Linked DNA regions of Homo sapiens: regions 1, 2 and 4 are each linked to region 3. A link is a contact called in ENCODE Hi-C or POLR2A ChIA-PET data. All regions are on one chromosome and are shown on one strand. Each heading gives the region's core, a stretch centred on a gene start or an enhancer-like site at or near the end of the contact. The rest is flanking DNA. Distances are from core to core; before and after follow the strand shown.

The links. A loop is a pair of places that touch in the nucleus more often than their neighbours do. ChIA-PET counts read pairs that join two places held with the same protein, here RNA polymerase II (POLR2A). Pooled maps may share reads with other maps.
Region 1: a loop to region 3 is called in a map with no recorded cell type, with 8 times the contacts of the local background. The contact joins the promoter of CYS1 here to the promoter of ADAM17 in region 3. A Hi-C loop is called at or near these places in 9 of 37 single-sample maps with no recorded cell type and 6 of 50 pooled maps. POLR2A ChIA-PET finds 5 or more read pairs at or near these places in 2 of 52 experiments (GM12878 and T-cell).
Region 2: a map of ascending aorta shows a loop between it and region 3 (6-fold over the local background). The contact joins the enhancer-like site here to the promoter of ADAM17 in region 3. A Hi-C loop is called at or near these places in 1 of 168 maps with a recorded cell type or tissue (ascending aorta), 1 of 37 single-sample maps with no recorded cell type and 7 of 50 pooled maps. POLR2A ChIA-PET finds 5 or more read pairs at or near these places in 1 of 52 experiments (activated T-cell).
Region 4: a loop to region 3 is called in a map of CD8-positive, alpha-beta T cell, with 4 times the contacts of the local background. The contact joins the promoter of HPCAL1 here to the promoter of ADAM17 in region 3. A Hi-C loop is called at or near these places in 1 of 168 maps with a recorded cell type or tissue (CD8-positive, alpha-beta T cell), 3 of 37 single-sample maps with no recorded cell type and 10 of 50 pooled maps.

The regions. Positions count from the first base shown.
Region 1 is chr2:10,079,040-10,081,739 of GRCh38, forward strand. CYS1 (cystin 1) reads right to left here and starts at 1,372. Exons shown (of 3, transcript NM_001037160.3): 1 at 867-1,372. The coding sequence starts at 1,184. RefSeq lists silencers at 507-846, 917-1,156, 1,217-1,276, 1,447-1,686.
Region 2 is chr2:10,404,231-10,406,930 of GRCh38, forward strand. The region is part of intron 2 of HPCAL1 (hippocalcin like 1); the gene reads left to right. Among named protein-coding and RNA genes, the nearest start is that of SNORA80B, 41 kb to the right of the region's middle. Within about 2 kb of position 1,366, at least 22 of the 41 ENCODE cell types and tissues checked have a DNase peak (open chromatin) inside an H3K27ac peak, as active enhancers do; they include ascending aorta, where a contact is called at or near this core.
Region 3 is chr2:9,554,383-9,557,082 of GRCh38, forward strand. It overlaps ADAM17 (ADAM metallopeptidase domain 17), which reads right to left and starts at 1,448. Exons shown (of 19, transcript NM_003183.6): 1 at 1,127-1,448. The coding sequence starts at 1,223. RefSeq lists silencers at 458-752, 1,367-1,656, 1,887-2,106, 2,078-2,372.
Region 4 is chr2:10,301,626-10,304,325 of GRCh38, forward strand. HPCAL1 (hippocalcin like 1) reads left to right here and starts at 1,279. Exons shown (of 5, transcript NM_002149.4): 1 at 1,279-1,552. It overlaps LOC101929691 (a long non-coding RNA gene), which reads right to left and starts at 1,092. Exons shown (of 4, transcript XR_922791.3): 1 at 1-1,092. RefSeq lists silencers at 814-1,593, 1,478-1,675, 1,994-2,173 and an enhancer at 1,854-1,913.

The DNA.
Region 1 (2,700 bases), core at 122-2,621, 520 kb after region 3:
TTATATAATTCAGCCCTACTCACTGCAGCTCGCTTTTCCTCTTTAAAGACCGTAAGGGAGAGGAGCAGGGAACCAGGGCCAGAGGGAGAGAGCTCTGTGCACTGTCGCCTGGGGCTGTCCCTCTCCCCCACCCTCCCTGGGGCCTTTTCAGGATTCCTTGGTGCGGTAGCCACCCAGGAAGGCATCTTCCTCGGCTCCCAGCGGCTGCTAAGCAAAGCCTCCCGGGCCTCAGGGAGGAGGACGAGGCCCTTGGCATCCTCCCCGAGCCCGGGAGCGGATGTTAAAGATCTTGTTCATTCAGCTCTGCTGGAGCGAAGACGGTTGCCAAACCAGAGTGCTTGTTTTATTGTTTTTTTAGAACAGCAGGACTGTTATTACGAGTATTCAGGGAGAGAGAATAGGAAGCGCAAAAGAGATTCCGCAGCATCCTAAAAATATCAGTAACATGAGAATTGCCTGCCCAGCAAGGCAAGGATCTGGACCGGTGGGCGCGGCAGGGCGCTTCTGAGCCACCGTCTGGCTGCCGTGCCACCACCGCCGGCGCCCCGCTCCAGGGCGGCCCGGGAAGGCCAGGCGGGGCCGCGGGCCCGAGGGGAGCCGGGAGCCCGGCGCGCTCCGCCTAGGGGTGTCCTTCCTCGGCCGCTCCCAGCGCGATCGCCCCCACGCCTGGACACAGACCCGGAGACGGGGCAGAGAGGGAGGAAACCTGGGGGCCCAGGGGCGGGGAGGCCGGGGCAGCGGGGAGCACGCAAGTCGGAGGCTGGAAGGGGGCGCAGCGCGACCGGCGCCCAGGGCTGGGGCGGGGACGCGCGGCCGGTGAGTGGGGTCCCCGCCGTCCCCCGAGGCCCTGCGGCTCCCACACTCACCGCGCTCCCCGCGACCGCGGTGGGTCGGAGCCGGGCTGGGCGGCGCGGGGCGGGCTCCGGGGGGCCCCAGGCCGCCGACTCGGCCAGCAGCTCGTCCAGCAGGCGCAGCGTCTCGTCCCTGCCGTCGGGGGGCGCCACGGGGCTGGGGTCGCGGCCGGGCGCCTCCTCCGCGGCTGCCCCCGGGACCTCGGCCGCCGCCACCGGCACCCGCCGGCGGGTCCCGCCCTCCAGGGCTGCCGCTCCGGGCCCCGCGGGGAGGCTCTCGGGGCTGCGCCGCCGCCTCAGAGTCCGGCTGCTCCGGCTGCTGCCGCTGCCCATGGCGCGCCCGCCGCCTCCCGGACCGCCGAGGGGGCCCCCATGAGGGGGCGCGGCCGGGGGCGGGGACGCTAGGGGGTGCGGCCGGGGCGGGCTGCAGGGGGAGGCGCGGGGCGAGGTCCGGGAAGCGACCGCGGCCAGGGGCTAGGGTTCCCGGGCGGGGGTCGCGGCCGGAGGACGGGGGTGCGAGCCGGAGCCTGGGGAGGGGCGGGCGAGGCAGGGCTGCATAGGCGTCCCGAGGGGGCGCACACCGGCCCTAGGGAGGGGCGGGCCCGAGACCCCGGCGAGGAGCACCGGGTGCGGGCGCGGCCTCCCCTCCCGGGTCTCCCCCTACAGTCCCCCCACTCCCGCCCACGGGTCCCCTCGCTCCCCGCCGTCGGGTCAGCCCTGTCCCGGCCTTCTGGAATTGCTGAACCCTGCGGGGGGCCCGGCTGAGTTTGTTCATTTATGGAAACGCTCCCCAGACGACGCTCGCCGGGCCCGTGGGAGGCCGCGGGAGCTTGGGGGGACTTCCCAAAGCCTGAGCCCCCTAGCGATGCGCGGGGTGGGCGGGGGAAAGACCCTGAGGGCTGCGCGCGCTGCGTTCGCGAGGTCCGGCCGTCAGTGCGCCCCGACCTTTCAGTGTCCGCCAGGCCTGAGACGCCCCGGGAGGGAAGGGGCGATCCTCCGGGCACCAACAGCCCCCTCCGGCCTTCTCCTTCCCTCTGTTGCCCCAGCGGAGACTGGATGTGTGAAGGTTGAGCCTCATCAAAACCTCCAAATAGTCACTACTTTTGGGAAAGAAAAACTTTGAAAATGAAGGAGAAAGGCAAAGCAACCCCCACCTCGCCCTCCCCCCGCCACAGGAAAGAAGCAAAAGGAAATACCTAGGTGGTGGTCATAAGTCTAGCTTTTGGTCTCGGATTTTTTTTTTTTTTCCCTTAACCGCTTTTCTTTTTAAGTGAACTAACCACAACCCAGACTAGAAAACACTCCAAAGCTGCCGAATTCAAACCCAGCGAGCCTTCCTGTTGGTTGGTTCTGTGTTTTACTTAAATGTGATTACTTCCTTCCCTTGCCCACCTCCTGCAACTTTAAATTCCAGCCTTTCCAAGACAGGGCAATTCAAAAGTCCTGGGTTTAACTCACCTATCTTGACTTGACATTAACTTTTATCCTGATTGATTGGATTCCAGAATAATTGTGAAAATGGAATTTCGGCTAAACTTTCCCAACCACAGACTTGAAATTCTACTATTTTATCACTTCAGGAGTAGACATTAAAAAACATATGCCTAAGAAAATGGAATAAAAATGGGACTCAGATTCACATCCATTTATTTTTATTATTAAGAGAGAACAAGAGGCCGGGCGCGGTGGCTCACGCCCGTAATCCCAGCACTTTGGGAAGCCGAGGCAGGTGGATCACGAGGTCAAGAGACCGAGACCATCCTGGCTAACACGGTGAAACACCGTCTCTACTAAAAATACAAAAAATTAGCCGGGCGTGGTGGCGGGCGCCTGTAGTCCCAGCTACTCA
Region 2 (2,700 bases), core at 116-2,615, 850 kb after region 3:
AAGGAGCTCCCACCTTAGCCAGACTCTGGCCTCCTCCCCAGCTGTGTCCCCGCCAGCCCTTCTCCAGCCATGCCCTTTTGCCTCCCAGCACACTGAGGATTCCTCCTGGAATGCCCCTCACCCCGTCTTTGCTGGGTGAGTGTTTCCCCAGCCCCGCTGAGCTCAGGTATCAGCCCCAGCGCTCTGGGTAAGTCTGGGACCATCTCCTACATTGTCTGCAAAATCCTGCAGAAAGCCTGGCCTGTGCTGGTCAGCAGGATGCTGCGTTTCCTTTTAAACAGACCCAAAGCAGTCAGCAGCCACAGACTCCCCAGAGACGGAGATGAGAGGAGGGACCTCATGCCCTGAGGCAGCCCCAGCCTCACTCCCATGCCCTGCAGGCGCTGAGCAGCCCCCAGATCCCGGGCTCCTTTGCTGCCCCAGGGTCGGGCAGTTCTTGCATCTTGGACCGAGTGGGCTCTGCCCTGCTGTGGCATGACTGGGCTTCTTCTGTCCTTTTTCTTTATTTTCTCTTTGAAGAACAGGAGTTGGAATTTCACTCACCCTGCCCCAGCTGGATGTGTCTAGGCCACCGTGGTCCCAGGCTCTCTGCCCAGCTGGGCCTCAGGACCAGGTTTTAATGCCGCTGCTTGGGTGTGCCGAGCGAGAAGGGCTCGCCAGGCAGTGCAGAGATTCCACCGAGCCCAGGCCGCAGCCCCCACCTCCCGCCGGGCTGTGCTCAGTGTCAGGAATCGGCTCCCAAGATGGCCGCCTTTCTTGTAAAGCTGTGCCAATACCCCAGGCATCTGACTGGTGCTTTCCAGCTGGCACTCCTTTTACAGATTCCATTTCCCTTTATCCTCACAACTGCTCAGTAGAACCTGCAGGCAGGGACCCTTATTCCCATTTTACAGTCAAGGAAAATAAGGCCCAGAGAAGTTGAGACAGCCAGGACCATATGGCTGGAGACGGGGCAGGCTGGGCAGAGCCCCCAGCAGGGCCCCTGGGTCTGCGGGCTGCTCCCAGCAGCACCCCTCATATACACACCCTCATCCTGACTGCAGGCCCCTGAAGCTGGCATTCTGGTTCAATTTTACAGAGGAGCAAACAGGCTGGGTCTGGAGCGTTGACACTGGCAACTCTAGCCCAGCCTTGCCTGACTCCAGGGCATGGCTCCAAGACCCTGGAAGAGCTGCCTGTCCCTCCATGGCCCCTCCAGGGCGTGCTGGGTGCTGGCAGGGCAGGCTGAGGCACTCGACAGCAGAGTTGGCCCCGTAGTCTCAGTTTTGCTCCCGCTAGGGTGAAACACGGTTCCCTGGGGAAGGGCTGTTGCTCACCTCTTGGCCTGGAACATCAGGGTGGAATTTGCAGACGGAATTCTGCCATCTGACGCGTAGATCTTCCCCCCAGGCATGGGTCAGTGCTTGAGTCATTCTGCAGCTGGCACAAAGAGCCAGGAAGAATGCGCTCCAAGATGCCTGGGAGCTGGCATGCCAAATCACCAGGCGTCATCAGCACAGCCAAGCCAGGGTGGGGGCCTCGGGCAGGAGCAGCGCCCTGCCAGCTCTGGCTGACTGCACGAGGGGCCACATCTAGAGGGACTGATGAAGGGGCGTCTAAAGCCTCAGTATCTCCAGCCTGCTGTGCCCTCTTACATTTTCTCCCAAAGAGCAGTCAGCTTGCAGTATGCGCCAAGTCCCCGCAAATGGGACGTTGGGTGATTCACATGGTTGTTTCAGCTTTTGAGTTTTTGTTGTGTGATTGAATAGTAATAGAATTATTCTTGGTGTTCTATGGAGCATTACCGGGTAGTGGGGAGGTGGGCACACTGAGCCTCTACTGTTTCTCCCCTTCACCCCTCCTTGCTGTCATCAACATGCGTTCTCCTACAGTCATGCTCCGCGCTAATTCCTTTAGTCATTCCTTCCAGCATTACTGAAACTGGAAGAGTCTTTTGTGGCATGTGGGGATTCCTCGTCGTGCAGGGCTTGAGTGCCACAGGACCCAGTGCTCGCTGTCCCCATGCCCTGGCACACACTGTTCCCTTTGTCCCAGCTGGAGAACTCCTGGAACCTTTAAGCCCTGGCTCAGCCCTCAGCTCTGTCCCATCCCAGCTGACCTCTGTGCTCTGCGCCCGAGCTCCTGAGCCCACGTAAGTCTCTTCATGCCCATCACTGCTGTTTCATGGGCGTGTGTGGGGGGTCACTTCAAGGAGCCCCAGGAAGGGTCTGTGTCTTGTCCATCCACGTGTGACTACACCCAGCATGGAACAGGACTCGGGAACCACTGAGGTGTGGGTGAAGGAACCAGTCCAGAGACTCCACTCTCACTTCAGCCTGATGTTTCTGGGGTCTGTCACTGAAAACCCCAACTTCGCCTTCAAAGCGAGATCCTGGGTGGGGGCAGAGGAAGTCCCAGGCTCTGTGGCCAGGACTCCACACCCAGATTTCCACCGGGCTCGCTCTAGCCTGGCCCTGGCACGGGTGCTGCGTGGCTCTGCTCCCCGCCTGGCATCCGGCACCCTTCACCTCTGTAGAAACACGGAACTGTCACAGGGACAGACGTACATGGGTCGGGGGTTGCTTTCAGAAAGTCTATGGTCTCATTTTGGTCCTGCCTTTGAGCTTCCTTTTCCTGCTGGGTTAGGGTTCCGGACGGAAGGGGAGCATTCTCTTGGGCGTTTCCCTTTTCCTGTCTCCCTGTTCTCTCCCCAGAGGCTCA
Region 3 (2,700 bases), core at 198-2,697:
TAACAAGATCCCTTGCCTTTCATTAGTCACTTGTAATCCATTTCAATCGGAAAGAATCATAAGACAGCTGTTCAAGTGATAACACTCTCAACACCTTTAGTATCCATACCAATCCATTACAATTTCTGTCCACTAAATATAAAGAAAAAAAATACTACACATGGTATCATGGTGAAATTTGGGAACCAGTACAACCATGCAAGCCTACAATTTCACACACTGGGAAAACATTATTTCACACTTTATTACTAATTAAAGTATCTTACACGTCAATTTTTGAAAGATAAAAGGATTTTAAAATACACTAAAAGTTCACGCAAACTTACTTCCACCAAAGTTCAGATCCCTTAATGCATCTCCATCCTTAAAATCCAATCTCTCTGGAAAATCTAATGAAATAGGAACCCTCTACTTTCTAGCCTCTAAATTCATCAAACTCGTCACTCTTGATAATTTCTTTGTTTAAAAGTGCAAGGAAAGCATTCATAGTGGCAGCATCACGAGTTGGCTTACCAGGTTTCCGCCTCCCCCCATCTCCCAAGCACCTCCAATAAGCTACAATTGAAATAACCAAGAACGTGCTTAGGATGTTCGCAAAAACACAACTCTTAAGACTCCAACTCCAGTCTCCGCCTCCCAACGAGATTACTGCATAAGTACCTCCTACAGCAGAAATTCTAGTTCCCTCCTTCGAGGACCAGGAAGAATTCTGGAGCTTTGGGCCCTTCCTTTCTGGCTCTGGTAGGAACACACAACACTAGATTTGTTCCCTACTAAGGCAAGAACCCTGACCACATCTCCCTCTCCAAACAAGATCCAGCCACCCTACTCCTTACCGCTTTCCCAACACCCTCCCCGAACACAAAGCTAGGGAGCAAACCCCTCTCAGGCGCTCAGTCACTACATGGAGCCCGTCCAGTAGCCCTTTCCCACTCAGAGACAGGCCCATCTCCTTTATTCTTTCCCCAAACTCCGAGAGCCACACCCCCTTCTACACTGAAAACTTAGGGACGCGCCACCATCGCCAATACCCCGCCCCCAAACACCTGATAGACCCAGCTCCCCTGCTCTTCCCTCAAACGAGCGCTCCAGGCGCCGGCCTAAGCCAACTCCCCTGGGTCTTTACCGAGTCTCTGGTGGGGGCCGAAGCCCGGGTCATCCGGAGGTCGCGGCGCCAGCACGAAAGGAACCACGCTGGTCAGGAATAGGAGAGACTGCCTCATGTTCCCGGCCCCGCTACCGACTCCACCTCTCTGGGCAGCCTTCGCCTGACGGGGTTTCGGAAAACTGCTCACATCGGGGGAGGACGGGATCCGCCCGGCCTAGCCCCTCAATCCTCTTTTCCCTCCCGCGCCGCCTACTGGGAAGATTCTACCGCCAGGCTCGACGCCCCCAGAAGTGCAGGTGGCGTTACCAAAGGCCGGCTCAGCCAGCTTCCGGCCGCCGCTGTCCCCCGCACCACCCACAGCCGGAAGCCGGCTGCCGCGCGGCATCCCGGGAGGCTCCGCTTGCCCCGCCCCACGCCGGTGCGCCGCGGGCCTCTGGTCCGCTGCCGTGTTCGGCCCCGCCCGTCACGTCTAGCTGGGGCTCGCCCGGCGCCTTCCTGGACGCAGACGTATGAGTCCCAACTCCACCCAGTCCGGCCTGGCCTCTGTCCCCGGGTGACCGCGGAATGGGGGGGCGGGAGCTAGCGAGCAGGCCCTCAAGCGCGTCTGGCCGCCTCCTTTGTCTTGATGCCCACGTCTGGTTAGGACCCCTGCTGTCCATTTTATTAAAGGAGCTGTAGAAAGCGGCCTGGGGCCCAGCGACCTGCCCAGGGCGGACGAGGAGGCGCGACTGGCCCGATGCCGCAGGCTCTCTGCCCAGTGTGCTCAGGTGGGAGGGCGGGGACATGAATCGAGCCACAGAGTGCCCTGGGCACGGACCCCCCGCCCCCCCCGGCCCCGGGCCCCGAGCCCCGAGCCCCGAGCCCGGCCACCGAAGCCCGTGCCACTCGCCAGCTCCTGCGAGACGAGCCTTTCGAGCGCAGCTCAGGCATTTGGTTCAGGGTCCTACTGCCGGAGTCGTCTGAGGCCTCCATCCGTCTGTCGTCACGAAAAAGGTTTTGGGGGGACTAATAAGCACTTCCTGAATGCACATTTGCTCCACGCCCCTGCTGTAGGGAGAGGGTCTGCAGACACTTCAACAAATAGAATCCTAGGACCTTACCTGTGAGTACAAGAGCTGGAATCTTCCCACCAACTTCTTAAAATTCAATCCTATACTTGGTCCATTTAGCTTAGACTGGAAATTTCCCAAGGCAGTTTGTTTTGCAATCTTTTGCATGATTTTAGCTCTGTATAGTTTAGTGAATGTTTATGGTACTGAATAAAACAGTCTAAAAACGTTGGGTACATGTTGCTGTTTTATTTAGTTCAACCAAAGTTTATAAAAGTAGGACATAATACGTTTTCCACTTAAGAGTGAGACAGCCTTTATTATGAAACGGTAAATTGTTAGGAATACTAGTCCTATTCAAGTTTCAAGGCTTATTCCTAATAAAATACTCAAACTGTGGTTAAAATTTATGTTAATGGTGGTTTGCCGCAGTAAAATATCAGCGTCTTTTTCAACAATACATTGTTGGCTAAAATTAACCGGACCTGGTCTGTACATCTGAAGTATAAAATATCTTTATTAAACATACCCATTAGTGGCATA
Region 4 (2,700 bases), core at 29-2,528, 750 kb after region 3:
TGGCCTTGGCTAAGAAGGAGGCATGGCACCCGCGGGTACCGGGCCGCCTTCATCAGTCGGTGCACTCTGGTCCACCGCCCACATGCCTTCATGTAATCTTCACTGTAGGGCCCACAGGGAGGGGAACTTCCTCGAGGTCTAGCTTTGCCTTTCCGCCTTCAGAGCCAAGTAAGAATGAGGGGTCTGGGCTCGGCCCACCTTCCCTGCAAGGCCCTGTGCCCGCTCCCCTCAAAGCTGGTCTTGCATGTTGCTCTGGCGGCCTCTGTAGCAGGAGTTCACTCTGTTTTCCGTGGAGGAGGAGTGGAAGGAGGGATTCAAGCTCTCCCCTAGAGACGCTAGAAAGACAGTTTTGTCTCAGCCTCATACGATCGCCCAGCTCCACATTTCTGGCTGTTTCTGTGGTTACCTTTCTTCGGGGATGTTTGGGGCGGGAGGTGGGTGTGTGTGTATATTTGCTCTTCTGAAGCCGTTTTTCCGGAGCTCCTGGTGGGGGTGGGGGTGCTCTGTCCCTGGTTCCTCTCGAGGCAGGTGCAGGGGATGGAGGATGCCCCCCTCCCCGAGAGCCAGGAGGCGCCGACCCTGGGCAGGAGGTGCCAGACCGGCGCCTCTCCCGCGTGGAGCTCGAAGACCACAGATGCCTGGAAGGGAGGAGCACCTTCCGTGGTTAGGTGGGGAAACCGAGGCAGAGGCGGCCCAATGGACTCGCCTAAACGGCCTGGGGAGTCACTGCAGGTAACCAGAGCTGGAGCCAGGCTTCCCACTCCAGGCCCGGGGCTCTCCCCCGAACAGGCGTGGGAAGGGGTGCGAGCTGCACGCGGGGCTGGGGCTGGGGGTGCGGGGCTGGGGCAACTCGGCTCTTCCCCTTCCTAGGCCGCCCGGGCCACTTCCTGCGGCGTGGGGGCGGGGGGCGCGGGCGCAGGGCTGGCCCCTCCCGGGCGCCGCCTCTCGGCCTCTTCTATACCAGCAGGCCAGAGGCCAAGGGTTAGGGGAACAGAACCGGTGCCCGGCTCCGCCCCTGTCCCGAAAGCCACTGGGGGCTGGGACCCGGCAGGGCCAGGTTTGGGCCGCGAGGGCCGAGGAGCAGCGAGGTGCAGGGGCTGCGAGGGCCGAGCCGGGCGCTGAGGGTCCGGCAGGGGGCGTGGAGGGGGCGGGGCCCGGAGGGGGCGGGGCCGTAGGAAACTTGAGCGCCCGCCTCTGGCCGCGCGCCCCGCCCCGGCCCCCGCCTCCGGGTCCCGCCTCCAGGTCCCGCCTTCGCGTCCCTTCCTTCCCGGAGCTGGCAGGCGGGCCGCGGCGGCGGCGGGCAGCGGACGGGCGGACTGACGGGCGCCTCCACCTTGCTCCCTCCCTGGCTGCCGGCTTCCTTTTGTCTTTCTGGGCGGCGATGAGCGCAGGGCCGGCGCAGCAGCTGCGGGCGCACGGAGGCCCGCGCTGCTAGTCACTCCTCCCGGCCTCGGCGCGCTTGTCCCGGGCAGCGGCCCGGGCCCGCTGCAGCCGCCGCCGGCGCCGAACTTGGGCTCGGGAAGCCGGCGGACCGCGTCCTGCGCCGGAGCAGGTAGGGAAGGGGCGGGCTGCGGTCTGCTGGCTGCTGAAGTGTGCCCCGGGCGTGTGCACCCGGCGTGTGCACCGGCGAGCGCTGCGATCCGGCTCTTTGCGTGTGTGTTGTGCGCGCGTGTGTGTGTCCGGGAGTGCCCGCGTTTCTCTGCGCGGTGGAGTTGTGGGTGACTGCGGACGGTGGTGTGTCTTTCGAATGGCGTGTACTCGTGGGCATCCATGTGTGCCTTAGGTGTGCACATTTTGGACTGCGTTTGTGGAATTGTGTGTCGGGGCGCAGTTGCTGGTGGGGAGCGGTGCCTGGCGGGTGTCGTGTGTGAGCAGCTGTGCGCAGAGCGGGGTGGCGGGGTGGGTGTGGGTGGTCCAGCCCCACGCCCAGAGCCCCCTGTCCCTGCTGGTCGGCGCAGTGCGTAGCTTAGGAGCCTCGAGGACAGCTGGGACCCGACGGGCAAGGGCGGGCCTCGCGGGCAGGCTGGGCAGCCCTCAGGGAACAGGTCCGTGCGGCCCACGTGGGTCGCCTGTGAGCTTCTGCCAAGGGTGGGGGCCCACGCGGAGGCGATCCGCTCGTTCCTCCCAGGGCCATGGGGCGACGAGGAGAGCCCTGGCCTCCCCGCGACCCGCACTGCGACCTGGGCCAGACGCGCCACCTTCCCCGGTCGCGGTTTGCTTCTCTTTAAAATGAGGACAGCTCCTCCCTTGGGGGCTGTGGTGACAGGTGAAATGAGAACGCACTGAAGACAGCTCTTGGTCCAAAGCCCCGCACACAGTAGGTACTGTGTTAATTGGATTAGCGTCTCCTGTTTAAAATCCTTTTTTTTTCCCCTTTATCGTGGGTGGGGCCTTACATTTTCCCCGGGCGTGTTTTGTGCCTCTCCCTGGCCCTAACTTAACCGCGAAGCACTGAGATTCGAGAAAGTTTAGCTGCCAGCTGCGCTGCCTCCTGCAGCACCTCCCGGGCGGCGCCGCCTCCGCGAGTGCCCGAGAGCGCCGCGCTGGGCGCCGGCCCTGCCCCAGCCCCCAGGCTCCCGCGCAAGCGTGGGGGTCCCTCTCCTGGCCGGGAGGCAGCGACTGCGGAGTTGAGAACCCTTTGGTTCAACAAGTTCCTAGTCCGGGAGGATGCAGCTCAGCTCGTGGAGTCCGAGAGTCACG